2 separate regions of the Homo sapiens genome follow, and region 2 is linked to region 1. Evidence: chromatin contacts called from ENCODE Hi-C data. All regions are on one chromosome and are shown on one strand. The core of a region is the stretch at or near the end of the contact, and the rest is flanking DNA. Distances in the headings are between cores, read along the strand shown.

Evidence for each region. Hi-C counts contacts between places; a loop is a spot of excess contacts on that map. Pooled maps may share reads with other maps.
Region 2: a loop to region 1 is called in a map of heart left ventricle, with 6 times the contacts of the local background. The contact joins two enhancer-like sites. A Hi-C loop is called at or near these places in 7 of 168 maps with a recorded cell type or tissue (Right ventricle myocardium inferior, heart left ventricle, heart right ventricle and 1 more) and 8 of 50 pooled maps.

What each region holds. Positions count from the first base shown.
Region 1 is chrX:28,608,890-28,612,085 of GRCh38, reverse strand. All of the region lies in intron 1 of IL1RAPL1 (interleukin 1 receptor accessory protein like 1), which reads right to left. Among named protein-coding and RNA genes, the nearest start is that of IL1RAPL1, 23 kb to the right of the region's middle. Within about 2 kb of position 1,690, at least 3 of the 41 ENCODE cell types and tissues checked have a DNase peak (open chromatin) inside an H3K27ac peak, as active enhancers do.
Region 2 is chrX:28,845,914-28,849,109 of GRCh38, reverse strand. The region is part of intron 2 of IL1RAPL1 (interleukin 1 receptor accessory protein like 1); the gene reads right to left. Among named protein-coding and RNA genes, the nearest start is that of IL1RAPL1, 260 kb to the right of the region's middle. Within about 2 kb of position 1,494, at least 2 of the 41 ENCODE cell types and tissues checked have a DNase peak (open chromatin) inside an H3K27ac peak, as active enhancers do.

The sequences.
Region 1 (3,196 bases), core at 441-2,940:
GGCATAGCTTTTAGGTTCTGCAAGCCATATATGGTTTCTGGTGCAATTCCTCAACTCTGCAGTTGTAGCATGAAGGCAGCCATAGATAATACCTAAATGAATGGCCATGGCTGTGTTCCAATAAAACTTTATTTAAAAAAACAGGTGGCTGGCTGGATTTGGGTCATGGGTAGTAGTTTATTGATACCTACGTTATCTGTGTTTCAGTGTCCTGGCCCTCATCATATTTTATCTTGTGTTCTACAGTTATCTGTTCCCCTCTGTCATCTCTCCTATGAGAAGCTTGGCTACATGGACAAATTGGGTGGTTATCCAAAGAACATATAAATTTACACCAAGAAACAAAATTAAAACTCTGGGATGCCCTTTGCAGTTTGAAAAACAGAGTACTAGTGGTGCTAATACAGCATTTGCCCAACGGCACATTTTGTGTTTAAAGCAGTATTAGGAAGCTCTGATTTACAGAATGGAAATGGCATGCAATTGTCACTTGTAACTATACTAACCATGTCATAATTTGTGGCATGATTTAGCCTTAAAATACACTCTTCTTATGCTGTGGTTTAGCAACATTTTAGTTAATAGGCAGTTATTAATTTTACACTTTGGGAAATATAAAGTCAAATAAGACACACCTTTATCCTCAAAATTTGAACCTTTAATGGAGTCAATTGTAAACTCCCTCGGGCAAGAGATTATGTGTGATGCCTCTTTGTACCTCCAGCACCTAACAAACAGTGCCCACATATAGCAGGAACTCAATAAATGATGGCTCTCCTACCGCGCTCTTGAAGTTTAGGTGAAAAAAGAACCTGGTGAAAATTCACTGAACCCTTAAGTCCTTGGGAACTGAACTTAACTTCCTCTGCAGCTAAGAAGTTTAAACCTTAAGATACTGATTTGCTCTTTTAATGTGTTAAATCATTTTCAACAAAGATTTGGTGGGGAAGCCAACCTCTTCCCTTCTCCACAAAGAATCTAAATGAGCTCTGTGGGAGGGAGAACACTAACTCAGGGATGCTTCCACCACCGTCAGTAACATTCTGAACTAACATGCAGTGGTGATGAGGGAACTGATTTATTTTGTGTTTTGGCATGCTCTGTCATCCTGTGGCATTGTTGAGGCACTCAAGATGTAGAGGGTACGCGCATTAGCTGGCACTGCTTGTCAAAGAGCTCACTCTGCCCTCTACATCCTGCTGCTCAATGTGAATTTTTCAGACCAACAATATCAACATCATGGTATCACCAGAGAGCTTATTAGAAATGCAGAATCTTGGCTCCACCGCAGACCTACTGAATTAAAATCCCTTAATGATCCATGTGCAATTCAAGTTTGAGCAACAGTGACTTCTAGGACTGTATACCTAATTCAGTTTCCTGTCTCGGAGCTGAGCTAGGCAGCAAATGCAACAAGGGTACAGAACTTTCTACGAACATCAGATTCTTACTAGGCAATTAAGGTAAAAAAATATTGGTGTTCTTTCATCTAGAACTATAAGGGACAAAATGATGCTAACTGCTACCGATATACTTTCCATGTATAAACTCCTCCTTTACTAGAAAGCACTGACAAAGTCAATTCTGCATGGATTTACTTCCATGCCTTAGCCCTTATTGGCACCGGAATGCATTCACCTTCACTGCTAGCCATGGCAGCATGCCCAGGTTCACCACTTATATGCCTACAGTAATACAGGATCACCAGCAACAAGATGCTGGAAATTGGCCAGTCTCCCAGCCTTTCCTCACAAAGTTACTTGGATGGGCGAGGTACAGGAGGGGAATGGGTAACAACAGGATGTCCCAGAAGCCTGCTGTACAGAAACTGAGAGAATGAAGTCGAGTAGGGGAAAAAAACCCAGACATGGTGAAAAACAATTTTGAACACTGTAATCAAGCCAAGTACTGTTGGGTAAAATCCTATCAGTGGGGAATGTACAACAACCAAGAATGTGCTGGCAGAACATAAAACTGACTGGCAGAGCTACAAACAGCTTCCAACTCTGCACATTGAGTTGGCACCCACAACTGTAGGTTGTGCAAAATCCACAAGTGAAGATCCGTTCATTCAGTCAATCAACTATTCATTAGGACTTATTATGACAAGACTTGTATGCAAGGCTAGTTTTTTCAGAGCTAAATAAATAGCATCTCAGGCCTTATGAAGATTCCATTCTAAAAAGTGAGAGAGACAAATGAAATAATTTCAGTAAAATAGGTGATTTAACAGGAATATGTTCTCTGATCATTGGGGTTGAGTGGGGTCGGGGGACAGGGAGGGTTATTGGATAACACATTCTACCAGAGACATTAAGGAAGGGTTAAAACAAGAGATATATCTGAGATGGGTATTAGAGGATGAGTAAGAGTTTTCTAGGCAGAAATTAATAGGAAGCATATATCAGAGAGGTAGGTATGTTGTGTGTGTGTGTGTGTGTGTGTGTGTGTGTGTGTAAGAACATGCATGCTGAGAAGTCATTTTGATCAAAGTGAGAAATGAAGCCAAAAAAGAACTCTGTTGAATCTGATTGTAAAAAAAAAAAAAATGCCTGCCAGGCTAACCCTCTTACAGATAATCCTGTAAGGACCAAAGATTTATGGGAAGATTTTAAACAAAAGAACAACAGGATCAGGTATAAATTTAGTCAAAGATTGATAGAGATCATTTTACATAGGTAACAGTAGTTGTCAGTGGTATAACCTCTGGGTCAAAAAACAACACCAATGATAATAACAACAGTGATCTTGGGGCTTTTTGTGGAACTTGGAGAGTTAGAAAGAAACAAGAGGGTAAAGGGAAAATGTATAATCAAATACGCCTCTCAAAGGGATATTGGATATTCCCGTATTCAAGCAGCTACTTTGTGCTAGACACTCAATAGCTTTTCTTGAAGCAATAATAAAGGAAGCCTTGTTCATCATTGCAGCTGGCTAGAGCTGCCCAAGTTACAATTCCCCCAAACTCAATCACTACATTTTTCCCTTTTTCTACATTAAGGGCTATTGCAATTTGCATTTTATATTAGATTCAAATTTTCAAATTAAAATATGTCACTTATTTAAAACATTCACATCTTAATGCCAGTCTGAATTTAATACCGTCCATTACATGTAACTTTATTTCATTCTTTAAAGAACAGGAGAAAAAAAACATTTATAGAAGTTGCATCATGCTAAATATCTTTTTTTTCCA
Region 2 (3,196 bases), core at 245-2,744, 240 kb before region 1:
GTAAACTCCAAGCTCTACATAGGTAAGTATAAAGGATTTTATAAAATGCAAAATGATAAAGTTTACAGAGAAAATTGCTAGGTTTTAGACAATAATACTATCAGCTTAGGGCTGAAAGAATCAGAGGTCTAAAGGTTTACAGACTCAGAATGAAAGCACATATAACACCTAGCTCTGAAAATTAGGTCATGTTAACAGAACTATTTGACTGCGCCGTTTGCATCTGAAAGTCCAATATTTGAGGAAATGTGACTATTTTAATAGCAGGCTTGTGTCAGCAGTTATAAAAATGAGGCCTGAAGCACTGAAAATAGTCTCCTTTCCTTGTTGTCTTCGTCCTTCTAATTATTCCAGATTGTGTTGGAATATCTGTCTTCTTCCTACACCTTACTTCTCACCCAGCAGTGGTCCCTAATTCAGAGCTAATCTGTAAAGGTCAAACCAAAGTTGGAAGCATCCCAAGAACCCATGATTATGCACCAATATTGCCGAGTAGCTAAAAGGTAGACAGCTTTTGGCTAGTGACAGATTTCTTTTTAATAAACAAGTTCACTGAGGGAAAAAATAAAATGATAAATCTGTTAAATATAGAAAACCCAAATTAAAAACAAAGGAGTTGTTGATTGCTTTCTCTCCTTTAAAATACACAGTTGAGAAAAAAAAAACCCTACAAGTACAGAATTCCCTAATATTTAGAATGTATAAAAAATAATTCATTCTGTCAATCAATACTTACTAAGCAGGGGACTTAATTTTTATTTCATTTTATTTATTTATTTATTTTACTTTAAGTTCTGGGATACATGTGCAGAACGTGCAGGTTTGTTACATAGGTATACATGTGCCATGGTGGCTTGCTGCATCTACCAACCTGTCATCTAGGTTTTAAGCCCTGCATGCATTAGGTATTTGTCCTAATGCTCTCCCTCCCCTTTCCCCCCATCCCCGACAGGTCCCAGTGTGTGATGTTCCCCTCCCTGTGTCCATGTGTTCTCATTGTTCAACTCCCATTTATGAGTGAGAACATGCAGTGTTTGGTTTTCTGTTTATGTGTTAGTTTGCTGAGAATGATGGTTTCCAGCTTCATCCAAGTCCCTGCAAAGGACGTGAACTCGTTCTTTTTATGGCTGCATAGTATTCTATGGTGTATATAAAGCAGGGCCTTTTGTAGGCATGCAGGATATAATAGTGAACAAAACAGACAAAACTCTCTCCTCATGGAGCTGACATCTGAAGTGAAGGGAGACAGACAATAAGAAATTATTTAAATATATATAAAAAGTCATTGGTGAAAAGAGTTAAGAAGTAGGTTGCAAGTTTAATCAGGTGGCTAGAGAAGGACTCACTAAGCAGAGGTGTTTGAGAAAAGACCTGAAGGAGCTGACTGTGACAGGCAGGGGAGCGGGAATGACTCATGAGATAGCTGTGTGGAAAGCATCCCAGGCAAAAGGAACAGCAAGTGCAAGGCACTGACGTGGGAGGGGGTGTGTCTGATGTAACAGAGGAGCCTTGTGCCCTGGAGTCGAGCAAACAAGGGGAAAACACTAATGGATATACTAAGAGGCATTGGGGAGCCAGATGTTTATGCATGAGAACCTTGTGAGCAACTGTGGGGACTTGGGATTTTATTCTGAGAGAGATAAAAGACCATTATAAGTAGAGGCTGAATAGAGAAGAATATCATACAATTGGTAAGTGAAGGAATCACGCTGGCTGCCATATTCAGAATAAAACAGTTAAAGGGAGCAAGGGAGAAAGCAGAGAAAACAGTAACAAGACTATTGAAATAAAACAGGTGAGAGACAAGGGGCACTGGGCTAAGATGCAGCAGGTGTGGTGAGAATTAGTCAAATTTTGAGTCCATTCAACTCTTCTTTTCAAGGAAGAGTTGAAAGAATTTGCTGATAGACTGGAGTGCATGAAAAAGAAGAGCTAAAAGGAATGAAGGTTATGGCATGATCATCTGAAAGGATAAAGTTACTACTGAGGAAGAATGTGAAGGGTCAGGTGTGGGAGAAAAAGTAAGGAATTTGTTTGGGGTCGCTAAGTGTGACATACCCATTTAGACAAAAAATAAAGATGTCAACTAAGCAGATTGATACATGTGTCTGGAGTTCAGGGGAGAGGTCCAGGTTGGTGATGAAAATTTGGGAATTGCCAGCATAAAAATGGTATTTAAAGCCATGATACTGGAAGAGATCTCCAAGGCAGTAAGTGCACAAAGCAAAGATGTCCAAGGACTGAGCCCTGGGGCCTTCTAATGTTTGGTAGCATACAGCTTTTCTGCATCTCATGACAAGAAGCATTCCATAGATGGTCTTAAAAGGATTCTGGATGAGATGATTGCTTAAAACGAAATATTGCAGAGTAAGTTTATACATTAAGTGGTGATTTTAACCAGATGCTATCTAACATTCCTTCCAATGCTATATGATTTTTGTGACTAAAAATGAAATCTTCAACAACAATGAGATATCACTACACACCTATTAGAATAGCCAAAATTCAGAACACTGACAACAAAATGCTGGCAAGAATACGGAGCAACAGGAACTTTTATTCACTGTAGTTTGGAATGCAAAATAGTACAGCCACACTAAAAGACAGTTTGGCAGTTTCTTACAAAACTGAACATGCTCTTACCATATGACTCAGTAGTCACACTCCTCGGAATTTACCCAAAGGAGTTGGAACTGTATTTTGACATAAAAACCCGCCCGTGAATATTTATAGCACCTTTATTCATAATTGCAAAAACTCAGATGCAACCAATATGTCTTTCAGTAGGTGAACACATAAATAAACCTGGGTACATCCCGACAATAGAATATTATTGAGTGCTAAAAATAAATCAGCTATCAAGTCATAAAAAGTCATGGAGGAAACTTAAATGCATATCACTAAGTTACAGAAGCCAATGTGAAAAGGTTACATACTGAGTGATTCCAACTATATGACATTCTGGAAAAGGCACAACTGTGGAGACAGGAAAATATCAGTATTTGCTAGGGGCTAGGCAGATGGAAAGATGAATAGGAGAACTAAAGAGGATTTTTAGGTCAGGGAAAATACATATGATACTATAATGGTGGATGCATTTGTCCCAAAGCATAGAATGTATAACACCAAGAGTGAATTCTAGTGAAAACTATGGACTTTAGGTGATAATGATGTGTCAACACAATAAGCTCATCCA